Linked DNA regions of Homo sapiens: region 1 is linked to region 2. Evidence: chromatin loops called from intact Hi-C (ENCODE). Cell type or tissue: OCI-LY7. All regions are shown on one strand. Links, peaks and the distances in the headings refer to the core of each region. The heading gives the core; the rest is flanking DNA. Region 1 holds the start of LOC124902672 (a long non-coding RNA gene). Region 2 holds the start of LRP4 (LDL receptor related protein 4).

What was found. Peaks named below come from ENCODE experiments on the same cell type or tissue, not always from the same donor. Only the 100,000 strongest peaks of a DNase experiment are listed, where the experiment ranks them.
Region 1: a loop joins it to region 2, with 7 times the contacts of the local background. A loop is called at or near these places in 28 of 110 quality-filtered maps.

The regions. Positions count from the first base shown.
Region 1 is chr11:47,147,457-47,158,598 of GRCh38, forward strand. It overlaps CSTPP1 (centriolar satellite-associated tubulin polyglutamylase complex regulator 1), which reads left to right. Exons shown (of 9, transcript NM_024113.5): 5 at 7,720-7,805; 6 at 9,567-9,762; 7 at 10,357-10,466. It overlaps LOC124902672 (a long non-coding RNA gene), which reads right to left and starts at 9,570. Exons shown (of 2, transcript XR_007062668.1): 1 at 9,327-9,570; 2 at 5,991-7,067. RefSeq lists an enhancer at 5,874-5,953. In OCI-LY7, for the core only: CTCF peaks have their summits at 5,842 (motif pointing left) and 6,065; DNase peaks (open chromatin) are centred at 4,835, 5,795, 6,185, 7,965 and 2 weaker places; H3K4me3 peaks cover 3,149 bases; H3K27ac peaks cover 7,021 bases.
Region 2 is chr11:46,916,340-46,927,481 of GRCh38, forward strand. LRP4 (LDL receptor related protein 4) reads right to left here and starts at 2,211. Exons shown (of 38, transcript NM_002334.4): 1 at 1,989-2,211. The coding sequence starts at 2,040. RefSeq lists enhancers at 401-1,272, 2,436-2,940, 3,635-4,136, 4,137-4,636, 8,449-8,949 and silencers at 1,776-1,945, 1,956-2,135, 2,146-2,375. In OCI-LY7, for the core only: CTCF peaks have their summits at 436 (motif pointing right), 3,717 and 3,917; DNase peaks (open chromatin) are centred at 2,032, 2,162, 2,902 and 3,712; H3K4me3 peaks cover 3,244 bases; H3K27ac peaks cover 1,309 bases.

The sequences.
Region 1 (11,142 bases), core at 1,932-9,931, 230 kb after region 2:
GGTCTGTGGACCAGTTCACCCCTAGCTCTCAGGCTTCTTGGGAAGTTCCAGAGTAATGACACCTTCAGGCTGTCTACAGGGAAGCAGCAGCACCCAGGCCAAATCTTCCAGTCCTTCTGCGGGCAGCTGCTCTAACAAACACTCAGGCTGGGAGAAGGGAAAGGGGCAGCAGGAAGGCTTCATTACCACGAGACAGCACAGAGTCCACTCTTTCTTACCAGAAGTGGCTGCAGGTGGTCTCGGAACTGTGACTAGCGTCAGAGAGGCCTGTATTTGAATTATAGCTTTTTTGCTCCTAGTTTGTAACCTGAGTCAGGTTTCTTAATTCCTCTGAATGTCTGCGTTCTCCATAAAGATACTCACTGAACTGACCTCATAGGATTAATACGAGCAGAAAATGAACTTATGGGTGTGTAGTGCTGACAGAGTAAGCCCTTGGTGAATATTCACTATTATTATCATCATCATCATATTGTTTCCCACACCCTCTGGATCAAGCGTCTTAGGCATTTCAGGGCAAGTAGGGTTTGGGATACCCTGGAGGTGCGGGCTGGAGCTAGGGCAGAGCAATGACCTGGACACCCCACGCCACTTCAAGGCCCTAGGCTAGAGGCAGCTTGTGCAGCACGAGTGTGCCTCCAACACAGTCCAGAAGAGGAGCAACCCTCAGGAAATGGCCCAGGACACCTTCATAGCGGCCTTTTTCCTCCCACCTGGAGAAGGTAACCAGACATCGTGTCATCGCTGCTTCTCTCATGGCCCTGACATTCAAACAAAAACCCTAGAGGTGCACTGTGAGCCCAAACAGACATGGGGACACCCTTCAGCCACCCCATGACTGCCACCTTGACCTGGGGACACCCTTCAGCCACCCCATGACTGACACCTTGACCTGAGGACACCCTCCAGCCACCCCATGACTGACACCTTGACTTGCGGACACCCTTCAGCCACCCCATGACTGACACCTTGATTTGGGGACACCCTCCAGCCACCACATGACTGACACTAGTCATGTGACCTCCTCAAAGAAGTCCAGTCATGGAAAGTGGCTCTTCTTTCTGGCCGTGGCTGAGGGCTGGCTTCCCCCAAAAGTAAACTGGAAACTAGATCGCTGGCTTCTGCCTGAGACCTCTGCCTGGTGGATGCTGGCAGCACGCATTTCCTCTGGGCTCTATTTTTATTTGCTCTTTTGGGCTCTCCCAGCACTTTAAACCAGATAGAATATACTTACTGATTACAGCCGGCGCTCATTCTGAGCACCTGTTAGACACTAGCATATATAACATCATCATGCTGACTCTCCACAAGAATCCTGGGAAACAGGAACTATGATTATATCCTCTTCACAGATGAGGAAACTGAGGCTCAGAGGGAAATTGTCACTTGGCCAGTGAGTAGTGGAACTAGGACTTAATCCTGGGGTCAACTAATCCAGAACTTCAGGAAAACCGGTGCAGCCCGTGCCACTAGACCAGGGAAACTGACCCTAATTAGGGGTGAATAGGAAGTTGGCAAGTCAGTAGGTTCAGGCTGGAAGCTGTTGCTTCCTTGGCACCCTTAGAACTCCCAGCCAGACTGCCTATCCCAGCTGCTGGAAGTCAGCAGGGGAGGGAGAAAGTGGCCAGTCTCTCAGACCAGCCACGTGCTCTTTCTCCACTCCAGTTGCCTGTCCTAGGCTCCACCCCACACATGGTTCTGCTCAGCACAGCCTGAACCAAAGTGCCTCTACTTCTCCCCAAGAGTCCCTCTCTCTAGCCCGGAGGCATGGTCCGCAAGGGTCCCTCCATGATCCAATAGATTTGTGCAGACTCTCACTGGCAGCAGCTCCCTGTTGGCTCCACTTCAAAGCAGGGGCGGCCGGGCACCTCCAGGTGTCAGAAGCAGCTGGCACGTTAGCAGAAGGCCTCTGGCAGGAAGGGGTGTTGAGCCAACTGCCAGCAACTGGAAAACAGCACATGGGGATGACCTCGTCTCCAAGAAGATTCTTTCCCGAGCCCTCTGGGAGTGGCAATGAGCTTGAGTTCAGAAGGAAGGAGCTGTCTGTGGGGATAGAAGGGTTGCAGGCAAAGGCAAAGAGGCAAAGACAGACCAGGAGCTTCCTGCTTGCCTTTTCCCATAGTTCTGCTGAGATTCCAAAGCAAGATGCAGATGCCCACAGCCAGAAAGATCCCATAGGTGGGTTAAAGACACAGATGCCTAGAACTTTCATGGTCTCAGCATTCATTTGGAGACAGACAGCACAGCATATGATGTGATTAAAAGCACCTTTCAGTAAGTCTTCTGCAGCCATAGACCTCTGAACATCAAACTGTCCCCCCACTAGATTTAACACTAACAGGAGGAGCTGTTAGTTCTGTCCACCCTTGGGACAACACTGTCAGAGCTGGAAGAAGCCCTTTGGGAAGTATGAGCCTTCAAACTTCTGCTTGAACATTTCTGGCAATACACATCTCATTCCTTTACAAATCAGCCACAATCCTAGAACTAAGCAGCTTGAAAATGTCTCTAGAGCCAAACTCTAGATCCCCGTGGCATCTCCCCAAGAGGCAGTCCTTTGAGAGTTGGGTCTCAGCCTTCACTTCCTCCCTAGTCTTCACTTCTAAGCAAAAGATCTAAATGCAGCCATTTATCCAGTATCCTGGTTTTTAGACTGTCCATCAGCCTGACCCTCTTCTCCAGGACTCTAGTTTACTCCCCTTAAACGGACTGTCCAGACCTGAAGGTAGTAGTATTTGAATGACAGCTCTTTTGCTCCTAGCTTGTAACCTTCGCCAAGTTTCTTAATCCCTCTGAATGTCTGCATTCTCCATAAAGATTGTAAGTATCTTTATGAGAGGGATTAAGAAACTGCTCCAGGTGCCACCTGGCCAGAGGAAAAGGGGACCGTGGCTTCTCTCACTCATTTGTTCATGCATTTCTTCATTCAACAGACGTTGACTGAGTGCCTACTATGTGCCAGACACCATACCAGAGTCAAGCCACAAGCAGGGAGACAGAGGTGTCACTTGGTAGATCTTATGTTCCCAGGACAAAGACAACAGTGTGAGGAGGTTTCCGAGAACTGCAGAAGCCAGTAGCAGGGGGGCCTATTCTAGGCTGGGTTAGAAAAGGTGCTTTCCTCTTTCATCTTCCCCAAGAGATGCTGTGGAGGCTTCAGCCTGAAGAATATGGAGATATCCGGTAGGTGAGGAGGAGGCATGGAGGGCAGGGAGCATCATGGGTAGAAGGGACAGGGAGCATTATGGCTAGAGGGACAGACTTGTCTGGAGGGCATGAGTAAGGACAGCTTCAGGGAGGATGGAAGGACTAGTGTGGCCAGAATGCAGTGGGGGAGTCGAGGGAGGCAGGGGGCAGATGGAGCGGGCTCACAGGCCAGATCCAAATGGGGGAACGTGTCCTAAGGGCAATGGGAAGACTGTGAAGGTTTTTTTTTTTTTTTTTTTTTGACATGGAGTCTTGCTCTGTCATCCAGGCTGGAGTGCAGTGGCACAAGCTTGGCTCACTGACATGGCCACCTCCCAGGTTCAAGCGATTCTCCAGCCTCAGCCTCTTGAGTAGCTGGGATTACAGGCATGAGCCACTGTGCCCGGCCTCTGTGAAGGGTTTCCAACACAATGGTAAAATGGTCACATTCACATTTTAGGAAAATCTTTCTGCCCACAGGATGGATACTCAATTAGAAGAAGGCTCACGCCTGTAATCCCAACACTTTGGGAGGCCTAGGTGGGCAGCTCATGAGGTCAAGAGATCAAGACCATCCTGGCCAACATGGTGAAACCCCGTCTCTACTAAAATACAAAAATTAGCTGGACATGCTGGCGCACGCCTGTAGTCCCAGTACTACTCGGGAGGCTGAGGCAGGAGAATCGCTTGAACCTAGGGGGCGGAGGTTGCAGTGAGCCACTGCACTTCAGCCTGGTGACAGAGTGAGACTCCATCTCAAAAAAAAAAAAGCAAGAGGAGTAGTTGCAGGGAAACTGGGTAGGAGGTCATGCCATCATCAAGAAAAGAGAGGTGAAGGCTGGGGGTAGGATGGTGGCTGTGGACGTGGAAAGAAGTAGATGGATTCAAGAGAAATTTCAGCAATAGCATTGATAGGACTTGGTGACTGGTTGATTGGCTTGGAGCAGAGGGTGGCGGGGGGAAGTTTCCAGGATGTCTAGTATGCCCAGCGTTTCTGGTTGAGGAGAGTCATAGCCGGTGTTGCTGTTAACACAAGCTCGGATCCATTTGGCTTTTTAAAAGGTAGCCAGTCTTACTTCTTGCAGTTGAAAAAAAACCCTCAGTCCTTTATACATGTGCTGCTGGGATCCAGCCACATGTCCCCCAGAAAGAAAGCCCTCGCCTCTGTCTGCACCCGCTTCACTCGCCCCCTACTCCCTCCTGCTCGGCATATGTTTCAGCTCCCCAGTCTCTGAGACTCAGACTCTTCACCTGTAGAATGGAAATAACAATAAGACCCACCCGTAGGACTGTTGTAGAATAAAATTTAATTAATGTAGTCAAATGCCTTAATAGCCTGCCATGAGGTAGGGTACTCAGGAAAGATACCTGCCTCTATAGGCGGATCACTTGAGGTCAAGAGTTCGAGACCAGCCTGGCCAACATGGTGAAACCCTGTCTCTACTAAAAATACAAAAATTAGCCGGGCATGGTGACAGGCACCTGTAATCCCAGCTGCTAGGGAGGCTGAGGCAGGAGAATCACCTGAACCTAGGAGGCGGAGGTTGCAGTGAGCCGATCTGCACCACTGCACTCCAGCCTGGGCAACAGAGCAAGACTCAAAAAAAAAAAAAATGCCTCTATTGTTACCCGTATTAAGGGCACCTGCAGGGCTGCCCTGCTCTGACGGACACTCCTACCCTCCCACGGTGTGCGCCCCCTCTTCTGCAACGGCCCATCTCCAAAGGGACTGCTGATGTTTGAGGTCAAGATGGCCCCTAGCAGAAAGCTGCAGACCACTTCTGAGGCTGGAAGGGTGTGCCCTGTTTATAGCTTCTAGTCCCATCTGTGGCTGAAAGAGGAAGATGCTAGTGGCACTCAGCATTAAGGCTTCCGCGAGGCTGCGAGGCAGGGGTAGCCCTTTGGGAAGTACGAGCTCAAGCTTCTGCTCCGAGGCAGGCTCTGGAATGGGCCTATTGGTGAGAATTGCAAATGGAGGTAACTTCTGTAATTAGACAGTGGTGATGGTGGCGCTACTTTGTGAATATACTAAAAAACTGAATTGTACGCTTTTAAAGGGTGACTTTTATGGTGTGTCATTATATCACAATGTAAATAAATAGCAAGTGGAAGTTGCTGCTATGGGAGTGCTGTGTTCCAACTGATGATCAACAGAAGCCATGGAACACGGGGAAAGCCTTGGGCTCCCTGGTGGTTTCCTGCTTGGGGATATTCACAGCCCAGTGCTGTTCTGTCGTAATTCACTTTAGACTATTGGGGCTCCAGCTGTCCTGAGAACAGGGCAGTAAAGGAAAGTCAGTGGCTTCTCATGTCCAGAGCCTTTGCCTGCCCTGCTGAGCCTGCCAAGGAAAAGCTTTGAGGTGCTGGTGGCCCTTGCTCCCTGAGCGCTCCCGGGGGAGCTCACTCTTCCTCTGCAGTTTGGAGGTCTTTGCTAACCCCAGTCCTCTCTAGCTGCCCGCTCTCTGCTGTCTCCCTGCTCCCTCAATCCAGATGTCAAAACAGATTCTGCCATCTGGGTGGGGAGGGAGCTGTTCTGCTGCCTGGGTTTTCCTTGGGTTATGAGATGGGGTAACCACTTGGCCTTTGGCACTGCACTTAGTCCTGTGAACTACTGACAGAGGGACCAGGGCACCCTCTTGTGGCCCTCAGCGGCACTGCTTCTTCCCGCCCTCCAGCCTTGAATTTCTTCCAGCTGGAATTCTAGTGTTGAACTCTGGTGGTGGAGGCAGCTGTCGTTCTCCCCAGGAGATGCCTAACATATCAGTAACAAGAAAGAAAATAAATCAGCCACAGAAACTAGGAGGTAAAATGTTAGTGTTTTTGCTCTGCAGCTTTATTTTCAAAGAGGCAGTGTGCTCTCATGGAAGATGTGTGGCCTGTGGAGTCCAGCAAGCTCCCCAGCTGTGTGTGTGACTTTGGCAGGCTGACCTCTGAGCCTCAGACTCTTCACGTGTAGAATGGAAATAATAAGACCCACCTGTAGGATTGTTGTGGGATAAAATTTAACGAATGCAGTTAAATACCTCAATAGCCTGCCACGCAGTAGGGCACTCAGGAAATGGCACCTGCTTCTATTGTTATCTGTATTACAATAAAGACTAGGCAGGAACCACTGTCTCTCTTCAGGAAGATCGCAGCAAAGGGAGTGGCACCACAATATCGTAGTCTCTGTGAAGCCCTTTCCCCAGCAGTGAGCAATCCTGGCTTTCTCTGGGGCTGATCCAGTTGCCAGTCTGGGAAACCTCTGACTCAGGGAAGTGGAGAGAGATTTAGAAAAATATGAGAGAGCAAAAGAAAACTTTTTTTGTTTTTTTTTTGACAGGGTCTCTCTCTGTCTCACGGGCTGGAGTGCAGTGGTGTGATCTCCGCTCACTGCAACCTCCGCCTCCCAGGTTCAAGCGCTTCTCCTGCTTCAGCCTCCTGAGTAGCTGGGACTACAGGTGCCCACCATGCCCAGCTAATTTTTCTATTTTTAGTAGAAGTGGGGTTTCACCATGTTGGCCAGGCTGGTCTCGAACTCCTGACCTCAAATGATTCACCCATCTCGGCCTCCCAAAGTGCTGGGATTACAGGCATGAGCCACCGCGCCTGGCCAAAAACAACTGAAAAAAGAAAAAAAGAAAGATAAAGCCAGAAGGACCTGATCAGAAACAGATTGGGGGCCCGCCCCACCCCATCTGATAGCTTGGCGCCTGCCTGGCATGTGATGGAGCCCAGCAAACGCTCGTTTCCTTCTCTTCTTGTCCTGGCTCAGATGAGGTGCTGAGCAGAGGATGAACATAGCCTTGGTCGGATCCCTTTATGAGTCAGACGGTTTTCTTCCTGTGAGGTGGGTCCTCAGTGGGAGGGACTAGAGACAGGAAAACCGTTGGGTGGGCAACCTGTGAACATGGATGCAAGGAGGAGCAGGGCGGCAGCACAAGATGAGTGTGGGTTTTGACCCTCACAAGTGCAGATTCCCCAATAGCTCTTTGCCCTCTCCCCTTGTCTGCCATCTGTGCCCCAGGGTGGCGGTGTCTGTCGCTGTTCTGGCCCTTTGGTAGCTTATTAAATCTCAGTACCACTTGCCAAGACCCTTTAAACCCCTTAGCTGTTCTTTTTGCCTTTTCTGATCAGCTGTATTTATTCTGAACTAAATGGTCCTCACGGCAGAATGAAAGGATTTACTGCTTAAGTATATGAAAAGAAACCTTGGCTGCATTACAGTTGCACCCTCTCCTCGCCACCCCCTGCCCATGCTCCATCCGCTAGCTGGTGCCACTGAGACTGAACCGGGAGCCCGCTCTGGGTACAGTGTGGTCAGTTCAGTTTGGTGGCAGAGTCCAATTGATGGAGCAGTGAGGTGACTGGGAGGAGCTTGCTTTTGGGAGCCCTCTCCTAAATGTCCTGCTGCCCCAGGGGAGACTGGCGGCCCAGGAACAGCTCTCTCTCTCCCTCTCCCCCGCACTTTTCCCTTCCTCCCTCTCCCTCTCTCCCTCCCCTCCTTAAACCTCTCCCCCATTCTCTCTCTCAGATTCTCTCTTTCCCCTTCAGGATTGTGCTCATGGACGATGCCATGGACTGCTTGATGTCTTTTTCAGATTTCCTCTTTGCCTTCCAGATCCAGTTTTACTACTCAGGTGAGTGTTCCGGGGCTCCATCTGGCTCCGCACAGGACCCTGTCTCCCTGTCCTGCCCTGCTGCCCTGCCCATCTGTGTGCCTGGCACACACGTTTCTCTTCCCCACTTCCTTTGGGGGTGTGCTTCACTGCGGGTCGCTAACAGGATGTCTAGTGTTCAGTGGTGGTCACAAGATTCAGTCTGCAGAGCCGACTTCCTCAGCCTCCTGAAGACACTGAACACCGCAGTGTTTTCAGTCAGCAACGCAACAAATCAGTTTAAGTGATAATGACAATAACAACATCCATAGCATCCACAGCATTCACTGCTTACTGAAAACTTACTATGTCCCAGGCACAGCACTGACTTTAATCTTGACAACAGCCTTGAGAGAGAGTCCTTTCAGAGACAAGCTCACAGAAGTAGTAGCCAGTCATGCAGCTCATAAGTGGTGGAGACCAGACCTGAAGGCTGACTCCAAAGCCAGCGTTCCCAACCTCGCTGCTATTTTACTGCCTTCAAGGGTCTCTCCCTTGGCAACTGATCGTGCGTTTGGGTGCACATTCTCCTCCACCCCACAGCTTTAAAAAAGCATACACCAGTCCTTTGTCACACTCCCACTCTGCTCCCCAATTCACACAGCTGCACCCTTAAGTCTCTCTGGAATCAGATGGAATAAATATAGACAAATAAATATAAATATACACCAGCTCACGCACAGAGACATCAAATGGAGTGCCGGGTTTACAAATTGCTGACTGTGTTCATAAACAAACTTGCTTAAAACAGGCTCTTCCAGTAAATAGAAGGCTGTCCTTAGATCCTAGAGGTGGCCTTCCTGCCAACTGGTGTCCCCAGCCAGCCCTGGCCTCATTTGGGCGCCACATTCTGTTTACTTGATGGCAGCCCAAGGGCTGTACAGTTAGGGGCTGGAGCCTGGGGTCTCGCCACCTGCTCTTAGCAGCACCAGTCATTTCCCATTTCTCTGAAGCTCTTGGGCCCTAGAGAAGGAGCAGCCATGTCTGGGAGAACATTTTTCCCTCACTGTCTCCCCAGCCCTCTTCTCACAGCACCCCCAGAGGGATGGGACAGCCACCACATTGGGCTGGGAGCATTACTGACACTGCCCAGCGGTGTGTGTAGAGACGAGATGGGCCATAAGTCAGCAGTTCTAACAATGGCTCAACTACGAAATTTGAAAACCATTTCAAATGACTGACTCATCAGCAGCTTTCAGGCTTTCTCTGTTCCTCGCTGGTATTCCAACACGCTTTCTTGAGGTAGAGAGGCAGGTGGCCACACACCATGGGGCTTACCAGTGGGAGCATACTCATGTTCACTCCTCCAAAAAATATTTATGGCCTTAATATGTGCCAAGCACAGTGCTAGGCAGGAGAGGCCAACAAGGCATGACCCCGCCTTTGTGCATTCCAGCAAGGAGACAGATTAGACAATTAATGACACAGAAAGCTCCTCACTGGCTAAGTGCCAGAAAAAAAAAAGCCTATGGTGCTATGAAAGTGTGCAATGGCAGGTCTCACCTGGTCCAGGAACAACTGAGCCAAGGATGGGACATTTGAGCAAAAACACAGATTAGTGTCATCTCTCATCAATGTGTTGTCAAACAAGGTTGAGAACTTCTGCTCTCAGGACACCATGCCCTGAGCACTGAGGCTGGTGTGGAACTGGGCTGACAGAGAAGGGAAGACATAGTGAACAGACAAAACATGTCCTCCCTGCCTGAGCCGTCCACACCCACACCCCCACCCCCACGGTTCCAGAATTCCTGGACAGTGTGGCTGCCATCTATGAGGACCTGCTGTCAGGCAAGAACCCCAACACAGTGATTGTGCCGACGTCGTCCAGTGGGCAGCACCGCCAACGACCTGCCTTGGGCGGGGCCGGCACGCTGGAGGGCGTGGAGGCGTCGCTGTTCTACCAGTGTCTGGAAAACCTGTGTGATCGGCACAAGTACAGGTGAGGAACGGGCATGCAGCCCCCAGCCCCCCAGCCCCAGGGGGTCGGACTGCTGGCTGCGGAACAGAGCTCCGCAGGATGTTCTGCGCGGCCCAGGCATTCTAGGGCCCTTGCTGGTCATAATGTAACAGTGCCATTTGCCCCCAAACCAGTTGTTGACTGAAAGGCTCTCAATTAGCTCACTTCAAAAGGACTGCTTTCACTCAGGCAAGACCACTGTAGTTGACCAATTTACTGGGTGACAGACTGGCCTTAACATTTTAGAGAGAAGGAAAGAGTACTCCTTGTATAAAACTTTTCTACACAAAGAGAGGGGTAAGCTGTCCTGTGTGGCACAAGTACCCTTAGGGACTGAGCAACAGGTTTGGTTTCCCGTAGCCATTTCCCACCCCCACTCCCCACCCCGGTGAAAGCACCAGTTAGTGAACATGCCAGCCCCTCCTGACCATAGTGAAGGCCTGATCCCCCAGGGCCTTGGGGCTCCCAAGGCAGGTCCCTGGCTTGGCTGTGGGTATCCTCATGAACCTGAAAGTATGGATGCAGAGGTGGCCCTGAGGCTGGCTAGGCTCTGAATGTGGCATCTCTCCTTCTTAGCTGCCCACCCCCAGCACTTGTCAAAGAGGCCCTCAGCAATGTTCAGAGACTGACCTTCTATGGATTCCTCATGGCTCTCTCAAAGCACCGTGGAATCAACCAAGCCCTCGGTAAGTCAGAGCTAAGCAGCCGTCAGCCTCTCCTGCCGCACAACACAGGGAGCAGCTGGCCTCTGTTAGCAACACGGCTCCAGAGGGGAAGGGGCATCACCATCTCTGCCTTGACTTCCCAGGGCCGGACTCAATCCCAGGGAGCAGGAATATGGCGACAAAACATGGCTCTTACACATTCCCATGGTAGGGGACAGCCCTCCCTGCCTGCAGCCCTGCCCCAACATGAAACCACCTCCCCATAGCAGAAGCGCCCAGCCCCTCCTCAGAGAACCCCAGCTCTGCTTTGGGGAGCAGCCTGCAGGTCGGGCAGACACAGGACTATTTACTCAGTGACGCTAGAGATTATATATCAAAGAGACCTGAATCCCATTTATAAACAAGGCACAGGTGTGTCTGCGGAGACCTTTTTTCCAAGCTGAAAAAAAAAATCTGATTAATCTGAAAGGGAGAAAAACAAAAGTAGGGGAAGTCTGCAGTGGCCCAGTTTTTCCTGCCTGCTGTTTTTTTTCACTGAGCCTTCTCCACCCACCCCACTGTTCCTCCTCCCACAGCCACTGCTCTCCTAAGAGAAGAGCCAGTAAGCCTCCATTCTACTACAGTTTAAGGTTTTTTGTTTTTTGTTTTATTTTGGGACAGAGTCTCGCTCTGTTGCCCAGGCTGGAGTGCTGTGTAC
Region 2 (11,142 bases), core at 373-8,372:
TGAGATGACAAGATCACTTGAGCTTGGGAGGTCGAGGCTGTAGTGAGCTATGATTGCCCCACTGCATTCCAGCCTGGGCAACAGAGTGAGACACCCTCTCCAAGAAAAAAAAGAGAAAGAAACCTAAAAGCGTTACCGCGAATCCTCCCATTCTTTTTCTGTGAAACATTAGACATACGCAATTCTCTCCCCCCATTCTCACCCCCATCCTCTATGCACATGTAATATTTGCAGCGTTGACAGCTCTGGAGCAGTAAAATCTTCTTGGCCAGTCTCAGCCCGGAACCTTCCAGCTCCCCCTTCCCTAGGGCAGAAGGCGACAATCTCCTCTCTGGCTTTGTTGGTATCCGTTTTAACCCTAATTTTTTTTTTTTTTCCCAGTGCCTTGCCATTTCCCTTGATCTTTTTCAAAACTTCCTCCAGGGGGCTGAGAGGAAAGTTCCATCCCCTTTCCTTGCAACCCGAAGGGGGAAACCCCCCAAAAAGCAAAGCTGTCCCTTTAAGGGGCCCATGTGGTGGGAAGAACAGCTACATTCCTACCCCAGTAGGGCCGCTGTCCCAACACGCCAAAGAGGCTACAAATAACCTTCCAGGAGAGAGCCGGGGAGGGGAGAGCGCAGAGCGGAGCGGAACGTGGGCCGGCCAAGCTACCGCTCTTCGGAGAGAAAGAGCTCAGTCCGCGCTAGAGAGGACGCGGAAAAAAGCCCCTGAAAACCCACAGGTAGTTTAAATAAGAGACATGAAAACTCTGTTTTGGATTTGGGAGGTAAACCAATCTTTAAAACGAGTGCCTAGACATCTCCACGCCCTGCCAGGCAAGTTCGGAAATCTGCACTGACTTTTTCCACACGAGCTGTCCTACGTGAAAGAAAGAACCGGTAAAAGACCAGGCAGGGTCTCCAGACCCCTCCATTCTGAGCCCCAGCTCCCTTCATCGGGGCTGCGAGGCAAATGGGGAGACTCGGAACTCCCGCCACGATGAATAGCGATGGGTGAATAGGGCTGGGGTTCAAAGATCAAAGTTCTTTGATCTCTGGGCACAAACTAGGGAAAGCTGCTCAATCACGGGGTGCACCCAGGGTCGTTAAGAGCCCGCGGAGAAGCAGATTCCATCGGAGCCCTAGTCCCACACAACAGGGGGTACGGGCACCAAGGAGTCCTGCTGCAGCCGTCCAGCTCCCCCGAGGGCTGGGACCCTGCCGCGAGGGCCCGGCGGCTGCCTTCTGGGGTTCAGGGTTACCGGCCCCCTGCCCCCCTACCCCAGCCAGGGCAGATCTGCGGGAGCCTTCCAGCAGTTTCTTCCCTATATTCCTCCTCAGCCCCCTTTCCAACCACCTCCCTTTAGGACGATCCAGGGCTGGAAGCTGACTGGCCGCAGCCAAGAGAGGGACCCCGAAACACCGCCGAGGGGAGATGCTGCCCGCAAACAGTGCCCCAGAGCCCCTTGGTGGGAGCAAGACCTGGAGTCCGGGAATCGTTCTCCGAGTAGAGGAATCCCGGTGCCCAAGTACCAGATTCTACCGGGGCCTCTCTCCGCAACCCGCCCGAGCCCCCAGCCCCAGGAAGGAGGGCTATTTACAATTTATGGGTTTAGCGACCCTCCTCACCCGCCTCCCTTTCTTCGCACGCATTCATTCGCACCAAGGACACAGAGCCCCCGACCTAACCTGAAAGGGAAGCAGCCCCCGCTCTTGAAAGAGCAGCGAGGGAGGGCGAGCGAACGAACGCCCCGGACCTTACCCGCGCCCCGGCCCAGACCCGCGCCCCGGCCCAGACCCGAACCCGCGGAAGCGCCTCCGCTGATGCCCCCGCTCGGACTGCTGGAGCCGGGGCCGCTCCGGGTCCTCTCCCCTGCACGCAGCCCCAGGGCCACGGCTAGGAGCGAGGGCGAGGGGTCTCAGGCCCCGGCCCGCGCCGTCCAGGTCCCGGGAGGCGAGTCCTGCAGCGGCCGGACCCAGGGACAAACTTTCCCGGCGGGCGCCGCTTACCGTGTGCGCAGAGCAGGGCGCCAAGCAGCAGCGCGCCCCACTGCCGCCTCATGGTGCCGCCCGCGCCGCTCGCCCGGGGTCCCGCCGGCTCCCGCCGGACGGCGCGGCGGAGAAGCCCGCGGAGGGTCCCCGAGGGGGAAGCGTCCCGGGTGCACGGCGGCCTGCGCGCCCCGCAAGTCGCCCTCGGGCCGCCGCCGCCTCCAGTGCTGCCAGAGCCGACGCTGCCCCGCCAGGGGACCGGGAGGGGGTGTCCCGGGCCCGACCGCCCCGCCCCCCGCGCCGCAGCCCCGGCCACCGCCACCGCGCCTGGGCCCGCCCCCAGCGCCGGCCCGGCCCCTTCCCGCCCTCGGCCCCGGCTCCCTGGTCCCCCGACCCCACCCGCCGGCGCCTCCTGCGCGGGGCCCCGCTCCTCCTCAGGCCGCCCCCACATTCCTGGCCCGAGAGAGAGCCCCCTCCCTGTCGCTATTACTACTGCTTAAATTTCCCTAACTTAAAAAAAAAAAATTATCCTAGCAGCAAGTCTCGCCCCCGCTCACTCCAGCTCTATGCTTCAGACGAGCACCTGAGCTGACCCAAGTCGCCTGGACGTGACCCTGCCCCCGCCTACCGGCCCCAAGTCCAGACTTTTTTGATGTCTGCGAATACGCAAGGCTTGTGGATGCATAATCCTCTTGGGTCTTTATTGACATCAAACAAGGGACATCAGGGGGCCTGGAGTGCTGTATCTTAACTGGCGTTCTCACTGTCAAAATTCCTTTTCGGAGATTTTCTTCTCCCTGGCCTCCCCCGGTCTAGGCAGCGTTGTTCTAGGGCTAAATAATTCACCGACCCCCCCGCCCCTTTTCATTCACTCATTTCCTGAGATGGTTGTCTGGGTCCTGTTGCTCCAGCTCAGAGGCCCAGATTCGGCCCATACAGACTTAGTTCCTCCTTGCTGTCTTTGTAAATCACTGTTGTTAGCCTCTTCACCTTCTTTGACTTTCTGATCCTGACAAGGAAGGGAGGGGGTCAGGAAAGGAGTCCTCATGGGCAGCTGCACTCCCACAAAGCCCTCAGCCTCCTTCCAGCCCCAGTCTGTAGGTCCTTCCCTCAGATTTAACTTTTGATTTACTGCATAAAATCATAAACTTGTCTCTAGTCTTCCTTCCTTTTGTGGTCTACTCTCCCTAATGCATATTAATAATACGGATTAATTTCACCACCTTCCATTTTTCCAGGTTGAATCTTGTTTTGTTCCTTTTGCCCAAATGCCCAACTTTCTGATGGCCCAGTATATCGCTTTTTTCCCTCCCAGCTGATATGCCAGCATTTCTTGGGCTTGGATCATCTATGGATTTCATTAACTCACTTTCCTCACCAGTAAATAGAGTCAGGAAGACCCAAATGCCCCCTGTTAGCTGAGGGGAAAGTAATTTGGCATAGTGCAAAGTGGTTATTAGATTTCTCTAAATGGATACATTGACATTTCATCCTTGCTTGTTTTTTTCAGTACTTTCACTTCAAATTACCATCTTTTACCAAAGCTAACATGAACCATACTTTGCGACAGCAACAACAACAACATAAAAGATGTAAGGTGTTAACTCCTTGTTAGGCAGTAGTTTTCTATATCGTTTTGCCTGAAATTTTTATCCAGATGCAATGTGGTTGAACTAGCATCACCATGGTAACTATTACTGAAGCATTTTCTGGGTGTGTAGTTCTTCTTGCTGACTGAAGGCGGCAGTAGCGTCAGGTCAGGCTTACATGATCTTGGGGCTAGGCAAGACTGTCAACATTTCTGGCCTCGATCAGTTACCACAGCCTAAAATCCAAGGAGGAAAAAACGTCAAAAGTAGAGGCTGATTCCCCAGCATCCTCCTTCCCACCTCTCATTTCCTAATGCAGGTTTGGTTGGTCTCAGGGTTTCATATATGTTGCTTATGAAGACTTGCTCTTTTTTTTTCTTTTTTGAGACGGAGTTTCACTCTTGTTGCCCAGGCTGGAGTGCAATGGCGCCATCTCAGCTCACTGCAACCTCGGCCTCCCGGGTTCAAGCGATTCTCCTGCCTCAGCCTCCCGAGTAGGGTAGCTGGGATTACAGGCATGCGCCATCACGTCCGGCTAATGTATTTTTCGTAGACGGAGTTTCTCCATGTTGGTCAGGCTGGTCTCGAACTCCTGACCTCAGGTGATCCACCCGCCTCGGCCTCCCAAAGTGCTGGGATTATAGGCGTGAGCCACTCTGCCTGGCCGAAGACTTGCTTTTAAATCTGTTGGGAATGACCTTGGGATTCTGGAGACCATATTTTTTTCCAGCTGAAAACTAGGGACTTGTGGTAGAGCCAGTACAGTTGTCCCAAAGAAATCCAGGATAGGCAGTCCCCATACTTTCAATGTCAGGGGATTAAGAAGTTATAAACAGTTTCCACTCTGTATGCAAAGGACAGGTTCCTTTCCAGAGGCATGATTTGTGTTGTTTTTCTGGAATTGGAGAAGAAACGAGAGGCGGGCTGTCCCTGTCTGACTCAGCTTGAGAGACTGTTTCCTATGTGCATCCCAAGTCCTTCTCCACGGTTCAGCACAGTTCTGGTGCACAGAGTCATCCCTGGCTGCTGTGAGTCACTGGGAATATCAATGGGTAAGAAACTAGCTTCGTGCATAGTCCCTGTCTGGGTCACCCCCTAGGGTGAGTTAAGTCTTGGCTGTCAGAGACTGCTCTTGTGCCAGGAGTACTAAGCCATATTTATTTTTACCAGGCCTCTCAGACTTTCTTGTTTGGAGTGAGAGATCCTGAAAAGCAGGCCAGAATGGGCTGTTTGTCTCCCTTTCACTGTCCTCTGGGACATGCCCCTAGAAAAGTTGTAGGGGACTGCCAATTCCAGAGGGGTCTCAGAGGCGTTGGTTTCCTCAGAAACACCACCCCTTTCCTTCATCTTTCTAGAACAGCCCAGCATTCTTTCTTCCCAAGATCAGAATATTTCCCTGAATTAGACCATCACTAATGGTCTTTTCAAAGGAAACGCAGGGAGTGCTACGGAAACAAGATAGGGGTGGGCACTATTTTGATCCAACTGGGTTGGTAGAATTCTCTTATAACCCGGGAATCATTCAACAACCTGAATTTCTATATGTAATTCTTCTACAAGAGAATAAGGCCTGAAGTTTCACACTTCAACACAGTGGTTCTCAACCACAGGTGAATTGGCAGGCATGGGGCAACATCTAAAGACTTCCTTTCTTCCTTCCTTCCTTCCTTCCTTTCCTCCTCCTTCCCTCCCTTTCTCCCTTTCTCTCTTTCTTTTCTTCTTCCCTTTTATTTTATTTTATTTTGTTTTATGTTATTGAGACGTAGTCTTACTCTGTTGCCCAGGCTGGAGTGCAGTGGTGCAATGTAGGCTTACTGCAACCTCTGCCTCCCGGGTTCAAGCGATTCTTCTGCCTCGGCCTCCTGAGTAGCTGGCATTACAGGCATGCACCACCATGCCCGACAAATTTTTGCATTTTTAGTAGAGATGGGGTTTCACCATGTTGACGAGGCTGGTCTCAAACTCCTGATGTCAGGTGATCTGCCCACCTCGGCCTTCCAAAGTGCTGAGATTACAGGTGTGAGCCACCATGCTTTTTCTTTTAGAGACAGGGTCTCACTGTTACCAAGGCTGGAGTGCAGTGACTATTCACAGGCACAACTACAGCACACTGCTGCTTTGAACTCTTGGCCTCAGGTGATCCTCCTGCCTCAGCCTCCCAAGTAGTTAGAACTACAGGTGTGCACCACTGCACCCGGCAATTTTGGGGAGTTGATGTTACTGGCATCTAATGAATAGAGGCCAAAGATGGTGCTTAACTTTCAAAGATGGTGCTTAACTTTCTACAGTGAGCAGGGCATCCCCCACAACAAAGAATTATCCATCCCAAAATGTTAATAGTGCCAAGGTTGAGAAACTGCTTTAAAAGATTAAAACATGAGACTGCAAAGAATTACTCTATCTTATTTCCAGAATCACTTTCTTGTTGAAGGCAATGTGAATGGAGATAAGTTTTTGTTGTTGTTGTTGTTGTTGTTTTATTTTGTTTTTTGTTTTTTGAGACGGAGTCTCACTCTGGGCCCCAGGTTGGCCTGATCTCAGTTCACTGCAGTCTCTGCCTCTGGGCCCCAGGTTGGCCTGATCTCAGCTCACTGCAACCTCCGCCTCCTGGGTTCAAGGAATTCTTGTGCCTCAGCCTCTCCAGTAGGTGGGATTACAGGCATGTACCACCACACCTGGCTAATTTTTTTTTGTATTTTTAGTAGAGACAGGGTTTCACTATGTTGTCCATGCTGGTCTCCAGTGATCCGCTCACCTTGGCCTCCCAAAGTGCTGGGATGACAGGCGTGAACCACTGCGCCCGGCCAGTTCTTAAAACTTTAGAAGAGAAGGCACAGCTAAGGGGACTAATAGAATCCTATACCTATTTGCTTTAGAGAGGCTTAATTTCAGGATTCGCTTACTCAGTAACTACTTATAAAGGGTATATTATGCGCCAGGCACTCTGAGGCAATGATGAACAAATAAATATATTGGGTCCCTGGAACTTACAGTCTGATGGTTGAAGGGGGCTGCAAGTTTGCAGAAGCATTTAAAAAATGCTCCCACAAATGAATTTGAAGTTACAAATGTTAGAGGCTTTGAGGGAAAAGTACAGGGTTCTATGAAAGGAAAGACTGGACTTAGGTTTGGGGGTTCGAGGAAGGCCTGCCAGAGGCACTGACACCTAAGCTGAGTAAAAGCCATCAGGCTAGGAGTGGATGAGGCCTTCCAGGCAGAAGGAACAGTGTGTGCAAAGGCCTTGAGCCAGGAAAGACCTCATAGAATGTAAGGAAAAGTTTTACTAACTTTCAGCAACAGATTTGCTTTTATCTAGGTTCAGGGGGCTACTACTGAAGACCAGAAACAGTGAAAGCGTGAAAGCCTGAGAGAATAGTGTCATTTGCATTTCTGTGCTTTTTTAAATTGCAAACCCTCAAAACCTCCATTTCTTTTCTTTTTTTTCTTTTTTTGAGACAGAGCTTCACTCTGTTGCCAGGTTGGAGTGCAGTGGCGCGATCTTGGCTCACTGCAACCTCCACCTCCTGGGTTCAAGTGAGTCTCCTGCCTCAGTCGCCTGAGTAGCTGGGACTACAGGCAAGCACCACCACGCCCAACTAATTTTTGTATTTTTAGTAGAGACGGGGTTTCACCATGTTGGCCAGGATGGTCTCGATCTCTTGACCTTGTGATCCGCCCACCTCGGCCTCCCAGAGTGCTGGGATTATAGGCGTGAGCCTCCGCGCCTGGCCCACACCATCATTTCTAGTGCCAATATTTTTCATGTTCCAGCTCAGCAGTGGTTCTCCAGTCGGGATCTGGGGCATGTGGCTGATTCAGATCCCTGGCCTAACTTGGGGCACACCCTGATAGGTGGGGCTTTCTGGCCCATTTTCATCTCCTAGAAGCCTGATATTCACACACCGGGCACATATAGAGTCTCTGCAGCAAATAGCTCAGTATATCTTGCTTCTTTTAACAGTAAAGATATATTCAGAATGTTGGGGTAAACAGATCAATGAATAAATGCTCATTTGATAACAAATATGAATGAAGCATCTATGTAAATGGCCTCTCTGTTTTCACACTTGCCCCTTTATAATTTGTTCTCTGCACAGCAACCAGAGTGACTTTTTAAAAAATATAACTCATGGTCTGGCACAGTGGCTCATGCCTGTAATCCTACTACTTTGGGAGGCCAAGGTGGGAGGATTGGTGGAGTTCAAGACCAGCCTGGGCAACATGGTGAAACCTCATCTCTGCCAAAAAAAAAAATAATACAAAAAAATACAAAAAATTAGCCAGGCGCGGTGACATGTTCCTGTAGTCTCAGCTACTCAGGAAGCTGAGGTGGGAGAATCACCTGAGCCCAGGAAGTTGAGACTGCAGTGAGCCATGATCCTGCTACTGCACTCTAGCCTAGGTAACAGAGCAAAACCCTGTCTCAAAAAATAAAATTAAAATAAAAATAAAACTCAGATCATGGCTTAAAATTTTCCAATGCCTTCCTGTTGCACTTAGAATAAAATTCTTACTTCTCATGTGACTTTCAAGGTCCTCCATAACCTGACATCTGCTTACTTCTTTTTTTTTTTTTTTTTGAGACAAAGTCTTGCTCTGTTGCCAAGGCTGGAGTGCATTGGTGCGATCTTGGCTGACTGCAACCTCTGCCTCCCGAGTTCAAGCAATTCTCCTGCCTCAGGCTCCCGAGTACCACCATGCCCAGCTAATTTTTGTATTTTTAGTAGAGACAGGGCCTCGCCATGTTGGCCAGTGCTGGGATTACAGGCGTGAGCCACCGCGCCTGGCCCTGCTTATTTCATTGACCACTTTCCACGCTGGCTCCCTTTCAGTTCTGCAACTTGCCATTGTTTCTGTCCTACAACTTGTGCATGTGGTGTCTCCTCTACTTCAAATGCTGTTCCCCTAGGCCAGGTGCGGTGGCTCATGCCTATAATCCCAGCACGTTGGGAGGCCGAGGTGGGTGGATCACTTGAGGCCGGGAGTTCGAGACCAGCCTGGCCAACATGGTGAAACCCCGCCTCTACTAAAAACACAAAAATTAGCCAGGGGTGGTGATGTGCACCTATAATCCCAGCTACTTGGGAGGCTGAGGCAGTAGAATCACTTGAGCCCGGGAGACGGAGGTTGCAGTGAGCCCAGATCTTGCCACTGCCTCCAGCCTGGGCGACAGAGGGAGAGAGACTCTGTCTAAAAAAAAAAAAAAAAAAAAGAAGTCAAATGCTGTTCATCTAGACCCTTCCTGTGACTGGTCTCAGCTCAATATCACGACCTCAGAGAAGCCTCACCTTCAGAGATGTCTCACCTTATCACCCTAAAGTTGCCTCATTCTCACTTACTGCCTTTATCCTATTTTATTTTCTCCACAGGGTTTATCATTCTTTGAAATAATCTTGTTTGTTGTTGTGTATTTATATTTGTCTATCTGATCACTATTAGATGAACTCCAATGGAGCAGGGATTTTTTTTTTTTTTAATTCTCCAGCACCTATGAATAGTGCCTAACACATATTGCTCAATAAATTTTTGGTAAATGAATGAAAAGCAGACAGTCAGCTAGGGCCAGGGAAATACAAAGATGAATAAGATAAGGTCCATAGGGCCAGGTGTGGTGGCTCACGCCTGTAATCCCAGCAATTTGGGAGGCCAAACGGGGAGGATGACTTGAGGCCTGGAGTTTGAGACCAGCTTAGGCAAGAGAAGGAGACCCCATCTCTGCAAAAAAAAAAAAAAAAATAGCCAGATGTGGTGGTGCGTGTCTGTTGTTCCAGATACTCAGGAGGCTGAGATGGGAGGATGGCTTAAGCTGGGAGCATTGAGGCTGCAGTGAGCTGTGATCATGCCACTGCACTTCAGCCTGGGCAACAGAGGGAGACCCTGTCTCAAAAAAAAAAAAAAGAAAAGAAAAAGATAGGCTTCATAACTTTAAGAAGCTCAGAATCTAGAGGAGAGGAAGACTTCAAAAGCAATGATAGGGCAATAGATGTAATGTATAAAGGACTGCGGAAACAGAGAAGCGAGGACCTTTAAATTTGGAGTAGCTGGGCATTAAAGGTGGGGGAAATTTCACCAGGTAAGTAAAGGAAAAAATGAGGAGGGGGCACATATTCCAGATGGAAGAAATGGCATCAACAAAGGCATTTGCAAGTGGCTGCCATGTTTGGAAAATGATCAATACTCTTGTGTGGCTAGAAGAACATCGGGTGATTAAGGAAAGCAGAGAGGGGACCTCTTTTTTTTTTTTTTTTGAGACAGAGTCTTGCTTTGTCTCCCAGGCTGGAGTGCAGTGGCACAGTCTCAGCTCTCTGCAACCTCTGCTTCCCAGGTTCAAGCGATTCTCCTGCCTCAGCCTCCTGAGTAGCTAGAACTACAGGCATGCGCCACCACGCCCGGCTAATTTTTGTGTTTTTAGTAGAGATGGGGTTTCGCTATGTTGGCCAGGCTGGTCTCGAACTCCTGACCTCAAGCAATCTGCCCAAGAGAGGGGACCTCTCAATAACCAACTGTTACTGAAAATTGTTTCTGAATTAAATGCCCTTTATATTTTTTATATCTGTTTATTCAATGAGCAGTGACAGAGTTTCTATAAACTACAAGGGAGCGATTGTACTGTTTTTAAAATTCATCTTTCTATTCTTTTTATACCTTTGTCTCTAGACAAATGATACTTTTCCCAGGAGAGAGATGGGCTAGGTAGTAGGTTTACATCTGGTTTTACTTTTTTAAAATTATTTTTATTGTTTTAGAGATATGCTTTCACTATGTTGCCCGGGCTGGAGAGCAGGGGCTAGTCACAGGTGCAATAACAGCACACTATAGTCTTGAACTCCTGACCTCAAGTGATCCTCCTGCCTCAGTCTCCTGAGTAACTGGGACTATAGATGTGCATTAATGCACTTATTTTAAAAAACTGAAATCTAAAATCTCTGTCTCCTAAGAGACTTAAGAAAAGCTTAATAAATTAACTTAAATATTCTTAAGAAAATATTCCCCAAAGAGCAAAATAATTACAATGTCAGGACAGAGCCTAAATTCTATCTAGTTTAGGTTTATGCCTCTGACGGTGACTCTAAATGGATTTGTCAGGGTTGTCCTTTGATGTCCCCCTCAAAACAACAGTACCATAACATACTAGATTCTAGTTGCCCTTAAGGACTATATGGAACTATCATCAATGGATTTATCTAAACCCATTTTGAAGCTGTGTGGATATTCATTCTTTTTGATAAGTTCCTGTGTCCCCGCCCAAATCTCAACTTGAATTGTATCTCACAGAATTCCCACGTGTTGTGGGAGGGACCCAGGGGGGAGGTAATTGAGTCATGGGGGCTGGTCTTTCCCATGCTATTCTTGTGATAGTGAATAAGTCTCACGAGATCTAATGGGTTTATCAGGGGTTTCCGCTTTTGCTTCCTCCTCATTTTTCTCTTGCCGCCACCATGTAAGAAGTGCCTTTTGCCTCCTGCCACAATTCAGAGGCCTCCCCAGCCATGTGGAACTGTAAGTCCAATTAAACCTCTTTTTGTTCCCAGTTTCAGATATGTCTTTATCAGCAGCATGAAAACGAACTAATACAGTAAGTTGGT